Regions from separate parts of the Homo sapiens genome. Here region 1 is linked to region 2. Evidence: read pairs that join two places in POLR2A ChIA-PET (ENCODE). Cell type or tissue: OCI-LY7. All regions are shown on one strand.

Region 1 (8,000 bases), 270 kb after region 2:
CGCCCCCTACCAGGTGGGAACAGAGGAGGCCACCCTGACTGTCTGGGTTAAAAAGCCTCTATTATGGGTGTCCTGCTGGTGACCAGGCCAGCCCAGCTCATAGAGTTGTTGGGTTTGTTTTTGTTTGTTAATTTTGCCACAGTATTTTCAAATCTGGAGAATTCAGGTAAAAATCTAATTTTCTATTTTTTTTTTTTTTTGAGACGGAGTCTTACTCCGTCACCCAGGCTGGAGTGCAGTGGCCCAATCTCAGCTCACTGCAACCTCTGCCTCCTGGATTCATGCCATTCTCCTGCCTCAGCCTCCCGAGTAGCTGGGACTACAGGCGCACACTACCACGCCTGGCTAATTTTGTGTATTTTTAGTAGAGACGGGGTTTCACCATGTTAGCCAAGATGGTCTCGATCTCCTGACCTCGTGATCCGCCAGTCCGGGCCTCCCAAATTGCTGGGATTACAGGCGTGAGCCACTGCGCCCGGCCCAAAAATCTAATTTTCAATTTTTCTGTAAAAACTAGAAGTTCTGGAAACACTGGCTCAGTGTTCCTGCCGGGGAATGATTGGGCTGCATAAGCAGCTGTCTCCAGCGGACAGGACATGACTTTCTAGAACCACCACAGCCCTGCCTGCCAGCTCATTAATGCGATATGTCGGTGTAGTGGGCAGCCTCCAAGACAGCATCCTGTGTTCGTGTCCTGGGCAATGCCCCGCCTTGAATACAGGCTGGGTTTACTAATTTGCTTTTAACAGACAGAATTTGGCAGAAGCAATGGGATGTCACTTCTGATATCAGGTTATAAAGAGACTGGTTGGGGCCGGGTGCGGTGGCTCACGCTTGTAATCCCAGCACTTTGGAAGGCCGAGGCGGGTTGATCACTTGAGGTCAGGAGTTCGAGACCAGCCTGGCCAACATGGTGAAACCCCATCTCCACTAAAAATACAAAAATTAGCCAGGTGTGGTGGCAGGCGCCTGTAATCCCAGCTACGAGGGGAGCTGAGGCAGGAGAATTGCTTGAACCCAGGGGGTGGAGGTTGCAGTGAGCCAAGATCGCACCACTGCATGCCTGGGCAACACAGCGAGATCGTCTCAAAAAAAAAAAAAAAAAAAAAAGACTGGTTGGGCCATGCAACAGCTCTTTTTGCCCAGAGGCCAAGACCCAGAGAGCAAGCCTGCCTTGGGACCATCCCTCCTCCCTTCACTGGCCACATTCCTCAGGGCTTCTAACACACTGCACCCTCAGCCAGCCTCTGCAAATCCAGTCCTTCCCACTGCCCTATTTTGCTGACCCCTTCCCACGCCTCAACCTCTCTCGCCACTGCTCTGCCCGCTGAGCCCTCCTCACCTCCTCCTGGGACCCTCCCTGACTAACTCTGCTGGCCCCTAAGGGCACCATGACTCTGCCCACTTCTCTCCCAACTCAGGGCTCCGACCAGTGACTCCTAGAGGCCAGGTGAGGATAAGGATGAAGATAAAGGTGATGACATAGGGACTACATTATCCCCATTTTACAGATGTGTAAGCTGAGACTCAGGGAGGTTAACTAGGTTGTTTAAGTTTCACACAGTCAGGGTATGGAAGAGCAGGGATTCAAACTCAAGACTACAGAGTCCAAGCCCCCAGGTTCTGCTCTGCCACCTGACTCCTGGGTGTGCCCTGTGGGGGTCTCATCACCAGAATTTGCTACGGGATGGGAGGGTATGGGGGGTGGTGAGGCACTCTGCAGAGTCACTGTCCCTCTTGGAAATTTCACAGCTGAGGTCTATTCATTTGCTCATTCATAGCACAATGTGTAAGAGTTGGTCAGCCTGTTTTCTTTGAACCCAGCTAGGTCAGTGTCACAGCTCAGCGGACCTCTCTGATCAACTGCATTTGTTAGCTATGGCTGTGTAACAAATTACCCAAGTACTTATTAGTTTTAAACCACAGATGTTTGTTATCTCACAGTTTCTATGGGTCAGGAGTCCAGATGTAGCTTAGCCTCTGCCTCAAGTTCTCCCATGCGGTTACAGTCAAGTTGTTGGCCAGGGCTGCAGTCTGGGTCTCAGACAGACCCTGGCCCTGCCCTCACCCGCAGTGCCCCCGACCAAGTCTCCACTCACCCTGCCAACAGGAGTGCCAGTGGCATAGGGCATCTCGTGCCAGCCGCCAGCCCCGCTCCTGGGCCCACCACTCCACCAGCCGTGACTGCAGCAGCCGCTGACGCCACAGGCCCAGCACAGCCCTGCAGGTCCGATCCCAGGCCCGGTGGGAAGCCAGCTCTCTCCAGGCCCATTGGGCTGTTGCCCAGCGGCTCCAGCTGAGGAAGATGCTGGGAAAGGGAGGGTCCACCCTGAGGATGGCCACTGTCCCCCAAATCCCAGGCCAGCCCTGCCCCACCCTCCTTTCTCTTCCTCTCCCCAGCAGCAGGAGGCTCTGGGTGACTCTTCTGTTTCCATTATGGGAGGGTGGGTTGCTGGGGACTGGAGGGGCCAAGCACCTCTCCCAGGGTCACGATGATGAGTGGTGGGGATAGGGTGGGATTCTAGACCCCCACTGCCAAGTCCTGTGCTCAACCACTAGCCATAAACATTGCTATGGACTGAGCACTCACAACGTGCCACACACGGCATTGGGGAATGTATGTGCCGTGCCTCGCCATTGCCCCACTGGAGCCAGTACTATTAACCCCATTTTACAGATAGGCAAATAGGGCACAGAGAAGTTATGCAACTTGCCCAAGATCACACAGCCAATGAGGGGCAAAGCTGGGATTAGAACCCAGGGAGACCAACTCTTATGCATTGTGCTATAAATGAATAAATGAAGGAACCTCAGCTGCAAAATCTCCAAGAGGAACAGTGACTCTGTAGAGTGCCTCACCACTCCCCGACACCCTCTCAGTAGGACGGGGCAGGAAGACAGGAGGAACTGAAGCCCCCTGAGGTGCAGACCCCAAGGGGCTGCTGCTGTGAAGGCCAAGGGTGGAAGGGAGAAGGGGCCGGGAAACAGTAAGTCCATAGAGTGGCGGGCGGATGGGGAGGGATCCCTACCGCCTCTGGCGGGTATGCTGGTACCACCTGGCTGTGCCCTGGAACTGCTGGGCCCGTGCCTGCCAGAGCAGAAGGCACTGCCCCTGCTGCCGCTGCCCAGCTGCCCACAGAAGGCTCCCCTGGAGAGTGTCCGGGAGGGTGGGGGCCCTGGGAACCTGGGGAAGGAGATGTGGAGTCCTTGGTCCCCTACCCTGTCCCCTTCCCACAATCTCCACCCATCCACCCCTACCTGCCCCAGCCCCTCCCCACCCTCCTACCTCTCACCTTCTCCAGAGAGTCTTGGAGTGTGCTGCTGCTCAGTGGCTCCAGAGCCGAGGGGGTCTTGGTGCAGCTTGATGTGGCATCTGGGCCCAGTGCCCTCAAGTGCCACCATCTCAGGCTGCGCTGCAGCATCCGCTGCTGCAGGCCCTGGAAGAAGGAGCTAGAGAAGGGGCAGGTGAGTGACCCACCCAGCCTCACCCTCAGGCTGTGCAGGGTGGCCAAGCAGGGGCTACCCTACCCTGGCCGCTGTGAAAGAGATGGGCTGAAAGGGTGCTCGCCACAGGCCAGACGCTGGGCTAGCGTTCCACGCTGCTGCCCCCCACAGCGGCTGCATGCTGGAATCACTGGGGGCTTCAAGAGGTACCGATGCCCACCAGGGTCCCACCCTAGATTCTGCTAGATTCTGACTTAATGGTCAGGGTACAGTCTGGGCTTCCAGACTTTTTCTGGGGTTCTCTGAGTGACCTCAGTGAGCAGCTGAGACTGGGCTGACTGGGCTGATGCTTTTTTTTTTTTTTTTTTTTTTTTGAGACAGGGTCTGGCTCTGTGACCCAGGCTGGAGTGCAGTGGGACAATCTTAGCTCACTGCAACCTCTGCCTCCTGGGTTCAAGTGATTCTCCCGCCTCAGCCTCCCGAGCAGCTGGGATTACAGGTGCGTGCCACCACGTCTGGCTAACCGAGCTAGTGCTCCACCTGCTTCACTGGCTGGCCTCATCATGCTCCCGGGGTGGCTGGGAGCCCAAGCAGCTGATCAGAGGTGGAGCTGGTCCCCAGGCTCAGGGATCCCAGACTCCAGAGGCCACCCCTACAACCACACCAGTACTTCTGCCTGCACTCACTTATAAAGATAAGAAAGCTGAGCCCAGGGGAAGATCATTTCCCCAAACTCCAAATAGCAGCAGACCTGGGACTCATCTAGGCCCAGGAGGGTGCCCCGGGAGAGCTGCCAGGAGATATGAACTGTGCCCTGAAGTCCAAAGGCCAGAGGATGGGCTGGAGAGGGAGGGCCTGGGGGTTGTGGGGCAGGCATGTGAGCAGTGCCCCCACATTCTGAAAGGTCACGGTGAATTGAATTCCCCTGAAGTTGCAGGGGTACACTGAAAGAGGCTGAGGGTCCATGTGGACCATGTGGGTGTGTGGCTTTCAAGGACAGAATTCCTTTTTTTTTTTTTTGAGATGGATTCTCGCTCTGTTGTCCAGGGTGCAGTGGCATGATCTTGGCTCACTGCAACCTCTGCCTCCTAGGTTCAAGCCATTCTTCTGCCTCAGCCTCTCAAGTAGCTGGGATTACAGGCGAGCACCACCACGCCTGGCTAACTTTTGTATTTTTAATAGAGATGGGGTTTCGCCATGTTGACCAGGCTGGTCTCAAACTCCTGACCTCAGGTGATCCACTGGCCTCGGCCTCTTAAAGTGCTGGGATTACAGGTGTGAGCCACCACGCCCAGCCAAGGACAGAATTCTTAACCCTGCAACTGCTCGCTTCCATTCCTCCTGACATCCCCTCCGGGAAGCTGGCTTCTCCTGATCGCCACCCTCCCCTCACCTACAGCCTTCTTCTGGGCTCCGAATTCCATCAGTGACCATCTTGTGTGGGGGCAGCACCCAGGTCTCAACACAGGACCTTCTTGCTCCTGACTCCCACTGGGATTTACAGCAAGCTGCTCCAGCCCTCTGAGCCTCAGTTTCTCTAGTTGTGTAATGAGGCCAATGGGAGAGGAGATAAAAGCTTGATCCCTGGCTCCTGCCCTTGTTCCTTTACAGTATTTATTCTGTGCCTGCAACATGCCAGGCACCTGCAGGGAGCTGGGAGCCAGCGGTGACGGCGAGACAGACATGGTTCCTGCCACCAGGGACTTACACTTGGCAGGGAGACGGGCATTCACTAGGGTTCCGGCCACCCCTGTAGAGCTCCATGTCTGTGTCTCTGGCAGCCCCCTGGCCCCCAGTGGCCCTCTGCTCAATCACTGTTCCAGTGTCCCTAGGCCACCTCCCAGGGCCTGACATTGGCTGGGCACCGCAGTGTGCCAGGCCCTGTGCAGGGCCACGGGGAGGAGTGGGATGCAGTTACTGCCCTATGGGATATTCCTCCCGCATTCCTCCTGGTGCTGAGCACTGCTCACGTGCCCACCCCACAGCCCCCAGGCCCAACCCCAGGTCACAAGCTCGAGGACACCTACTTGGCCCACTGGCGCTGGAAAAGCCGCATCTTCCACAGCAGCAGCGCCCAGCAGAGGGCCAGTGTCCAGCAGGCATCCTGCAGGGAGCCCCGGCCTTGCTCCTGCTGCCCCTGGGCCTGGCCCACTGCACCCAGGCCACAGGCTCCAGGGCCTGCGGTGTAGACAGCCTCACGTCCTGAGAAACCGTCAAGAGTCCAGTCAGCTGCCTCCCCACTGACCTCACTCTGCCCACAGCCATTGATAGCTGCTGCCTCAGGCCCCTCTTGGGAGCTCTCCCCTCTTGTCCCGTCCCACCGCTTCCAAGCCCTCCCCTCCAGGTCACCTCAAAGATCCCATCTTCCCCAGTTAAGTGTTTTTTTGTTTTTTGTTTTTTGTTTCTTTGAGACAGAATTTTGCCCTTGTCGCCCAGGCTGGAATGCAATGGCACGATCTCAGCTCACTGCAACCTCAGCCTCCTGGGTTCAAGCGATCCTTGTGCCTCAGCCTCCCGAGTAGCTGGAATTACAGGCATGCGCCACCACACCCGGCTAAGTTTTGTATTTTTAGTAGACACAGGGTTTCACCACGTTGGCCAGGCTGGTCTGGAACTCCTGACCTCAGGTGATCCACTCTCCTCGGCCTCCCAAAGTGTGGGATTACAGGCGTGAGCCACTACACCGGGCCCCCAGTTAAGTTTTGGGGTGGGGATTAGGGCTGTGTGTCCCCCATCACACCAGGAGCTTCCCAAGAGCAGGGCCCACATCCCTTCTGGGCAGGATCTAGGATACCAGCACTGAGAAAGCCTGCAGTGGGAGGAGCAGAACCAAGTCTGTCACCCACAGCAGCTCATAATGGGACATAGGGATGTGGCTCAGCTGGGGCCTGCCCACTCTGGGACCCCTCCTGCACCCTCCCAGGCCTACAGGCTGCCCTCCTAGAAAGCCCCAGTTCTATCACCTCCCACAAGAATTCACATATTCAACTGGGGACCACTGAAGAAGGGGCTTAAGTGACACGGTTTGCTGGGGCGGAAGCCAACACTAGCTCACCTGCTTTCTGCCGGCAGAGGGACAGCTGGGTCACCTTTGCCCCATCTGATTCCCGGAGCTGCTTCATCCGCACCCACTGTTCCAGGCATTTCCTCAGGGTCCCCGTCCGGCGGTCAGCCAGGTGGTCTCGGTACCGGGACCCTCTTTGCACGAACTGCTGCCACGCCCCGAAGCACCTGGGAGAACAGAGGGAAAGTACCCATGTCAATTGCAAGATCTGATGACTGCGGCTCCAGCTGCCTGCCATTGCCAGACACACTACCCAGGCCTTGGGCAAGCCACTTCATCTCTCTGAGCCTCCGTGTTTTGTTGTTGTTGTTTGTAGACGGAGTTTCACTCTTTTGCCCAGGCTGGAGTGCAATGGTGCGATCTCTGGTCACTGCAACCTCCACCTCCTAGGTTCAAGAGATTCTCCTGCATCAGCCTCCCAAGTAGCTGGGACTACAAGCATGCACCACCATGCCCGGCTAATTTTTTTTTGTATTTTTAGTAGAGATGGGGTTTCTCCATGTTGGCCAGGCTGGTCTTGAACTCCTGACCTCAAGTGATCCGGCCGTCTTGGCCTCCCAAAGTGCTGGAATTACAGGCTTGAGCCACCGCGTCTGGCCAAGCCTCCGTTTTCTCATCTGTAAAATGGGGCTGCTTTGAAGATGCATTGCATGTCACCTGCTCAGGCCATGACACTATCACCTCTGGCAGCGTGGTGGCCTCAGCAGCCTCTGACCTGGCCTCCCTGCATCCACTTTCGGCCTCCTCCAGTCATTTCCTATTCAGTAACCCAGTGGTGTTTTTCCAATCTCAAATCAAATCATCAGAGTCACCTGCTAATCCTCCAGCGGTAGCCTCCTTGCTCTACCATCAAATTTCAGCCCCTCCCCACAGCCAACCAGGTGCTGATCTGGTCCCCACAGATTTTTCCAATCTCATCTTCAACTACCCTCAGCCCCCCTACCCTGTACTAACAAGGGTCCAATTCGGCTCTGCTACGCCTCAGGATCTTACACTCCCGGCCAGAGGCCTCTGAACACTCTACCCTTTTCTGATCTTCCTCCACCAGGCAACTCTTCATCCTTCACATCACCACTGAACCTTGGTCTAGGTCAGCTTCCTGCACTAAAAATTCTCACAGAAAACTACACCAGGGGGATGTAGTCAGCAAAATGCAGACAGTGGGAAACTAGCAGGCAAGCAAGTTGATTTCTTCAACAAATAACGTGCAATCAAAAAAATGAAGGGGAGCCTATAGTTTACAAAGATTTTAACAGGCCGGGCGTGGTGGCTCACACCTGTAATCCCAGCACTCAGGGAAGCCGAGGTGGGAGGATTGCTTGAGCCCAGGCTGGAGTGCAGTGGTGCGATCATGGCTCACCAGTGGGACTCTGTCTCTACCAAAATTTTTTAAAATTCGCCAGGCATGGTAGCTCACACCTGTAATCTCAGCACTTTGGGAGGTCAAGGTGGGCGAATTGCTTGAGTCCAGGAGTTCGAGGCCAGCCTGAGC
Region 2 (8,000 bases):
AGGCCACCATTTTGCCTCCAGGCCCCCAGGTCTCCTGGGCCTCAGATGCCGGAGCACAAAGCCTCACTGTATTTGCACCTGGTTCACGCAGCCCCCTGGAGGCTCTGGACTTGAGAAGGCAAGCTCCCTGAGGGCAGGGAGTTTCTCAATGCTAGTTTCTCAATGCTTTATTACCAGGGCTTGGCATAATAAATATTTATTGAATTAATAAATAGAGCAGGCCGGGCACAGTGGTTCACGCCTGTAATCCCAGCACTTTGGGAGGCCGAGGCGGGCTGATCACTTAAGGTCAGGAGTTCGAGACCAGCCTTGCCAACATGGTGAAACCCCGTCTCTACTAAAAATGCAAAAAAAAAAATTAGCTGGGAGTGGTGGTGGGTGCCTGTAATCCCAGCTAATCGGGAGGCTGAGGCAGGAGAATCGCTTGAACCCAGGAGGCAGAGGTTGCAGTGAGCTGAGATTGCGCCACTGCAGAGCGAGACTCCATCTCAAAAAAAAAAAAAAGAATATAACCATCTCAAATTAAAAATAATAATAGGCTGGGCACGGTGGCTTACCCCTGTAATCCTAGCACTTTGGGAGGCTGAGGCAGGTGGATTACTTAAGGTCAGGAGTTTGAAACCAGCCTGGCCAACATGGTGAAACGCCGTTTCTAATAAAAATATAAAAAAATTAGCTGGGTGTGGTGGTGGGCACCTGTATTCCCAGCTAATCAGGAGGCTGAGGCAGGAGAATTGCTTGAACCTGGGAGGCAGAGGTTGCAGTGAGCCGAGATTGTGCCACTGCACTCCGGCCTGGGCAATAGAGAGAGATTCAGTCTCAAAATAATAATAATTTTTCAAGCAATTAGTTCGGCTTGCCACATTCTGATAGATTCAGATGCTAAGGAGACAATGAGCCCAGCTAGATTTAAAGGGTTTACTACTGGCCGGGCAGGGTGGCTCATGCCTATAATCCCAGCAATTTGGGAGGCCAAGGTGGGCAGATCCCTTGAGCCCAGGAGCTGCCCATCCTGGGCAACAAAGTGAGACTCCTCATCTCTACAAAAAAAAAAAAAAAAAATTAGCCGGGTGTGGTGGCATACTCCTGTAGTCCCAGCTACTCGGGGGACTGAGGTGGGAGGACGGCCTGAGCCCAGGAGGTCGAGGCTGTAGTGAGCCATGATCGCACCACTGCCCTCCAGCCTGGGTGACACAGCAAGACCCTGTCTAGAAAAAATAAAATGAGGGTCTACTACCTGCAGCCCTGCACATAGCATGAGCACTGAATTTGCATTGCTTGCCCTTGCCCTTGCCCTTAACATCCCTTCACGTAGGGTGAGGAACCAGCCCAGGCTGGTGCTGAGCACACACCATGGGAGACCCCCAATCTCATTAGGGGCTGCTGGCAAACCTATTCAACCTCTGTCCTGAGAAGACATTGTCTTTATCACCCTGGAATAGCCATCTCCCTAGGGGACGGGAGGGAGTCCTTACTGTCCTGGAAAGTAAATACATTTGCTCGCTAGCCCAGTGGGAGATGCTACCTCCAGCTTCCAAGACTGTTTGCTATGCAAACAATAATCATGGCTATCATTGATCAGCAGCTCCTAGGTGCCTACCAGCCATTGCAATAGCAGTCCCTGTATTAGTCCACTAGGGCTGAGTATAACAGAACAACACACGTTGGAGGGCTTAAGCAACAGAAATTTATTTCCTTTTTTTTTTTTCTTTCGAGACAAAGTCTCACTCTTGTCACCCAGGCTGGAGTGCAATGGCACAATCTTTGCTCACTGCAGCTTCTGTCTCCCGGGTTCAAGCAATTATCCTGCCTCAGCCTCCCGAGTAGCTAGGATTACAGGCATGTGCCACCACACCTGGCTAATTTTTGTATTTTTAGTAGAGACGGGGTTTTACCATGTTGCCAGGCTGGTCTCAAACTCCTGACCTCAGGTGATCCACCCGCCTTGGCCTCCCAAAGTGCTGGGATTACAGGAGTGAGCCACCACGCCCAGCCCAGAAATTTATTTTCTTATCATTCTCAAGGCTGTGAATCTGAGAGTAAGGTGTCAGCAGATTTGCTTTTTCCTCAGGTCTCGCTCCTTGACTTGAGGACATCACCTTCTTGCTATGTCCTTGAGGGGCCTTTTCTCTGCGTGTGCATTCCTGGTGTCCTTTTCTCTTCTTAGGAGTGTGATAATCCCATTAGCTGAAAGCCCCACCCTTAGGACCTCGCTTAACCTTAATTACCTTTTTAAAGGTCCTGTCTTGGCCAGGCGCGGTGGCTCACGCCTGTAATCCCAACACTTTGGGAGGCCGAGGCGGGCGGATCACAAGGTCAGGAGTTTGAGACCACCCTGACCAACATGGTGAAACCCTGTCTCTACTAAAAATACAAACATTAGCCGGGCTTGTTGGCACGTGCCTATAATCCCAGCTTCTGGGGAGGTCAAGGCAGGAGAATCATTTGAACCCGGGAGGCGGAGGTTGCAGTGAGCCGAGATCATGCCACTGCACTCCAGCCTGGATGACAGAGAAAGACTTCGTCTTAAAAAAACAAAAACAAAAATGAAAACAAAAACCAAAAAGAGGCCCTGTCTCATTGGGGGTTAGGGCTTCAACCTATGAATTTGGGGGGCATGAACTTGGCAGGGAGAAGCAGGCACAGTTCAGTCCATAACGGCTCTTCTCCACATGAGTTCATTTATTTCCCATATCCACAAGGAGGCTTAGAAAGAGATGAAGTTGAGTTGTGAGGCAACTTGTCCAAAGTCACATAGAAAAAAGAAAAAAGCAACATGTCCTACTGTTTCAATGAATAACCGTGTCCTCTGTGCCTGGGCTCAACTCCAGAGAACTTGGAAGGAAGAAGGGAGTCATGGATTTGGATCTGAAAGGTTCCTAAGCAGGAAGAATCTGCTTCATCCCAGGAATTGTTCTAAGACTTTTTTTTTTCTTTGTCTTTTTCTTTCTTTCCTTTCTTTCTTTCTTTCTTTTTTTTCTTTCTCTTTTGAGACAGCTTCTGGCTCTGTTGCCCAGGCTGGAGTGAGGTGACATGATCTCAGCTCACTGCAGCCTCAACTTCCCTGGCTCAATTGATCCTCCCACCTCAGCCTCCTGAGTAGCTGAAACTACAGGCACGCACCACCATGCCCGGCTAATTTTTGTTATTTTCTGTAGAGATGGGGGTCTTCCTATGTTGCCCAGGCAGGCTGGTCTCCATCTCCTGGGCTCAAATGATCTGCCCACCTCAGCATCCCAAAGTGCTGGGATTACAGGTGTGAGCCACCATACCTGGCAATGCTCTAAGACTTTTCAAACCTTAGGACCTATCTAACAATCTGTGTACCTCTGGGTCACCCTCTTTTCCACGGGAGGGGACAGAGCACCTTGCTGAGTGACTCTGCTGACAATGGTGAAACAAGACTTGAACTCAGTCTGAAAGACTTCACACGGCTGCAGGCAGTGGGTATAAATGCCAGCTTGGAGCCCCCCAAACCTGATGGCTGGAAAAGGGGCAACACAGCTGGGGCTCCCAGGTGTCAGTGCCCCCGGGAGCCTCTGGGATCAGCTGTTGACCCCAACTTCCCCCGCAGGGGTTCCCAGCTGTCACGTCAGAATTCATCTGCCTAAGCACTAAAGAAACTCCAAGATGACGCATTGGTGCTCTGGGGGTGGCGGGAGAGGGTTGATGGGGGCCTGTCCACAACCCCAGCCCCTATGGTGACGTCACTTCTCACCCCCACAGTTCTTTCTCTCCACCTTCCATCTCACAAACTGCTGGGCAAGCGGCCGGGCTGACAAGCAGGGAAGCCCTGGGCTTCTCCCAGCCAGAACAGACCGATCGGAGAGGCAGGCGGTGGCCCTGGATGCTTGAGGTTTGAGCTGTAGCCGCTGGTGCTGTTAAAACCACAAGAGATTGAAAAAAACTCCTTGCCAGTCAAAATGAAAAGTGAGACTGAGAGAAACTGAGTGAGAAGATCTCGGTAAAGAAAAAGCCAAGTGTTGGCTTCCATGAAAGAAACACGGCCCAATGGGTCATTAAATGACTAAGTTCTGGGGCCACACTGACAATGACAGGGCTTCCTGCAGCACGTGTGTGTGTGCATGTGTGTGTGTGCATGTGTGTGTGTGCGTGTGTGTGTGCGTGTGTGTATGCATGTGCACACATGTGAGGGAGTGTGTGTAAGGGAGGGAGTGTGAGGGTGTGCAAGAGGGCTCGTGCCCTCAAAAGTAGGGACCTGTGGGCTCAAGGCTGTGTGTCCACAAGTGTATGAGAGTGGGGTGTGTGTGTGAGCTGGTGTACACACAAGTGTGTCTAGGGTGTGTGTGTAAGTGTATGAGTGTGTGAGAGCAGCGAGGGCTTGTGCCCCTGAGATTATGTGCGCATGCACGTGGTGTGTGTGCACAAGGATGTGTGTGTGAGGTTCTGCGTGCTTGAGGTTGTGTGTGCAAATGTGTGACGGTGTGTGGGTGTGGGTGTGTGCATGTGGGTGGGTAGGTGTGTGCTCAAGGCTGTGTGTGTAAGGGTGTGTGTGTATGCAAGTGTGCCAGGGTGTGTGATCAGCAAAGCATTATGATCCCCTTCCCCCAACTTCACAGCAAGTGGGGCAGCGACCCCACCTCTAACCCCTGTCAGCCAGGGAGGAAGGGAAGGAAGGCCCAGAGCTCAGTGTCAGGTTATGTAGTGCGGGGCCACATAGGGGCTCACTCAGCCCAATCCAGGCTTTGCCACTCCTCCTGGCTAAGCTGCCTCCCGAGGAAAATAGGAGTCCACCCAATGCCAGCAGAGGAGGAGAGAAATGTCAGCACAGATGTCTACCAAGGGGCATGTGATGCAGCTCAAAAGGACGGACTCTGGAGTTCAGGGTGGTCTGAGTTCGAATCCTGGCTTGGTCCCTTGATAGCTGTGTGGCCCGAGACAGGTCAGTTAACCTCTCTGTGCCTCAAATGCCCCATCTCTAAACTGGGGATAATAACCTTACCTTACAGGATGGTTTTGAGAACTCGAAGAGTAAGAGATATGGAGCTCTTAGAATAGTGCATGGTGGGGCCGGGCACAGTGGCTCATGCCTCTAATCACAGCACTTTGGGAGGCTGAGGTGGGCAGATCACATGGTCAGGAAATCAAGACCATCCTGGCTAATACGGTGAAACCCCGTCTCTACTAAAAATACAAAAAATCAGCCAGGTGTGGTGGCACGTGACTGTAGTCCCAGCTACTCAGGATGCTGAGGCAGGAGAATCACTTGAACCCAGGAGGCAGAGGTTGCAGTGAGCCGAGATCGCGCGATTGCACTCCAGACTAGGGGACAGAGCAAGACTCCATCTCAAAAAATAAAATAAATAAAATAAGAATAGTGCATGGCACATGATACGCACTATCTAAATCTTCCTCTTACTGGCCGGGCACAGTGGTTCACGCCTGTAATCCCTGCACTTTGGGAGGCAGAGGTGGGTGGATCACCTGAGGCCAGGAGTTTGAGAACAGCCTGGCCAATATGGTGAAATCCCGTCTCTACTAAAAGCATAAAAATTAGCCAGACGTGGTGGCACGTGCCTGTAATCCCAGCTACTTGAGAGGCTGAGGCACAAGAATCACGTGAGCCTGCGAGGTGGAGGCTGCAGTGAGCCGAGATCGCGCCACTGCAATCCAGCCTGCGTGACAGAGCAAGACTCCATCTCAAATAAAAAAAAAATAGAAAGAAAAATCTTCCTCTTACTACCATAAGTGATGCCTGCAAGCCATGAGCTCCCGAATTTAGTACACCTAGGACAGATGAACCCCCAGGATTATAAAACCCCAAGATACATCAGATGCCGGAGTGGCCAGACACCAAGGGCCATGAGGCTGTCTCAGCTTGTCGGTGACCAGGGCAGAGGGTTGGGGGTACTGCCTGCTGTCCACCCCTCCCATCTATGGGAGACCTCATCTCCCCAACGTGTCATCTTGAGAGGCTGCTTTGGCCGGTAAGACAAACCTGCATTTACAGCTTGGAGCACTGAGGTCAAGCAGCGGGGAGCTTTGGAGTTCAGGAATCTCAGGATGGAGGGCCAGGGATGAGTTTCCTTCCCCCCACTCCACCTCAAGCCCAACAAGGAATTTTCTGGCATGATGAGCGTGTTAGTCTGCTCAGGCTGCCATAAAGTCCCGCAAATGGGGTGGCTTAAGCCACAGAAATTAGCTTCCTCGCACTTCTGGAGGTGAAGGTTGAGGCGTCAGCAGGGCTGGGTTTTTTCAAGACCTCTCTCCTTGGCTCACGGGTGGCCATGTTGTCGCTGCGTTCTCACCTGGACTTTCCTCTGTACGTGCACAGGTCTGTGGCCAAATTTCCCCTTTTTGTAAGGACACCAGTCGTATTGGATTAGGGTCCACCTGAAAGGCCTTGTTTTAACTTAATTGCCTCTTTAAAGACTATCTCAAAGGACTGTTGCATTCTGAAGTACTGGAGGTTAGGACTTCCAAATGTGAATTTGGGGAGGGACACAGTTCAGCCCAGGACACTGAGGTTTCTGCTTGCCCCAGAAAATTAATTCCCAACTGAAGCTAAGAGCTAAACTGTGGACTTGACCGTGAGCAAACAGCCGTCACGTGGCCACCCCAGCATCTCATTCATCATTCATCCAGGCAACTGTGAACTGTATTCATTTCTTTTTTTTTTTTTTGAGTCAGAGTCTCGCTCTGTCACCCAGGTTGGAGTGCAGTGGCGTGATCTCAGCTCACTGCAACCTCTGCCTCCCAGGTTCAAGCGACTCTCGTGCCCCAGCCTCCCGAGTAAGTGAGATTTCAGGTGCATGCCATTACACCGGCTAATTTTTGTATTTTCAGTAGAGACGGGGTTTCACCATGTTAGCCAGACTGGTCTCAAACTCCTGACCTCAAGTGATCCACCCACCTCGGCCTCCCAGAGTGCTAGGATTACAGGCATGAGGTACCACGCCCAGTCTGTGTTCATTTCTTAGGGCCACTGTAGTAACTGCTCACAAACGGTATGATTAAAACAATTGAAACTTCTAGCCTCTAGTTCTGGAGACCGGAAGTCCAAGATCAAGGTGTTGGCAGGGTTGCTTCCTTCTGGAAGCTCTGACAGAAAATCTGTCCCTCCTATGCCTCTCCCCTGGCTTCTAGCAGCTGCCTGCCATCCTTCATCAGTCCTCTCTGCCCCTGTCATCATGTTCCCTGCTTGCTTTTTTTTTTTTTTCAGTGAGATAGCGCCTTGCTCTGTTGCCCAGGCTGGAGTGCAGTGGCGTGATCTCGGCTCACTGCAACCTCTGCCACCCGGGTTCAAGTGATTCTCCTGCCTCAGCCTCCCGAGTAGCTGGGATTACAGGCACGCACCACCTGGCTAATTTTTTTTTTTTTTGTATTTTTAGTAGAGACGGGGTTTTACCATGTTGGCCAGGCTGGACTCAAACTCCTGACCTCAGGTGATCCGCCCACCTCAGCCTCCCAAAGTGCTGGGATTACAGGTGTGAGCCACCACTCCTGGCCCATGTTCCCTAATTCTTTGTGTCTCTGTGGTGTGTCCTTTTCTGTATCTTATAAGACACCTATTATTGGATTTAAAGCCCTCCCTAAACCAGGATGCTCTCATTTTGAGATCATTACCCTACCTTTTTTTTTTTTTTTTTTTTCCGATTTCTCAATCTTTTCCCCACCTTTCCCCCCTTTCCATTCCACAAAACCGCCATTGTCATCATGGCCCGTTCTCAATGAGCTGTTGGGTACACCTCCCAGACGGGGTGGTGGCCTGGCAGAGGGGCTCCTCACTTCCCAGTAGGGGCGGCCGGGCAGAGGCGCCCCTCACCTCCCGGACGGGGCGGCTGGCCGGGCGGGGGGCTGACCCCCCACCTCCCTCCCGGACGGGGCGGCTGGCCTGGCTGGGGGCTGACCCCCCCACCTCTCTCCCGGACGGGGTGGCTGCCGGGCGGAGAGGCTCCTCACTTCCCAGACGGGGTGGCTGCCGGGCGGAGGGGCTCCTCACTTCTCAGACGGGGCGGCTGCCGGGTGGAGGGTCTCCT

Evidence for each region. Peaks named below come from ENCODE experiments on the same cell type or tissue, not always from the same donor. Only the 100,000 strongest peaks of a DNase experiment are listed, where the experiment ranks them.
Region 1: POLR2A ChIA-PET joins it to region 2 with 16 read pairs; 4 of 35 experiments call an interaction of 5 or more read pairs at or near these places.

The regions. Positions count from the first base shown.
Region 1 is chr1:11,774,110-11,782,109 of GRCh38, reverse strand. It overlaps C1orf167 (chromosome 1 open reading frame 167), which reads right to left. Exons shown (of 21, transcript NM_001010881.2): 9 at 6,500-6,675; 10 at 5,472-5,646; 11 at 3,294-3,450; 12 at 3,030-3,184; 13 at 2,100-2,308. C1orf167-AS1 (C1orf167 antisense RNA 1) reads left to right here and starts at 2,491. Exons shown (of 3, transcript NR_126000.1): 1 at 2,491-2,987; 2 at 3,303-3,465; 3 at 3,826-5,033. In OCI-LY7, no CTCF peak of the experiment used is centred here; no DNase peak of the experiment used is centred here.
Region 2 is chr1:12,043,380-12,051,379 of GRCh38, reverse strand. No RefSeq gene overlaps it. Among named protein-coding and RNA genes, the nearest start is that of TNFRSF8, 16 kb to the left of the region's middle. RefSeq lists enhancers at 3,280-3,369, 3,760-3,849, 4,510-4,569. In OCI-LY7, a CTCF peak has its summit at 1,633; a DNase peak (open chromatin) is centred at 7,049; H3K4me3 peaks cover 469 bases; H3K27ac peaks cover 796 bases.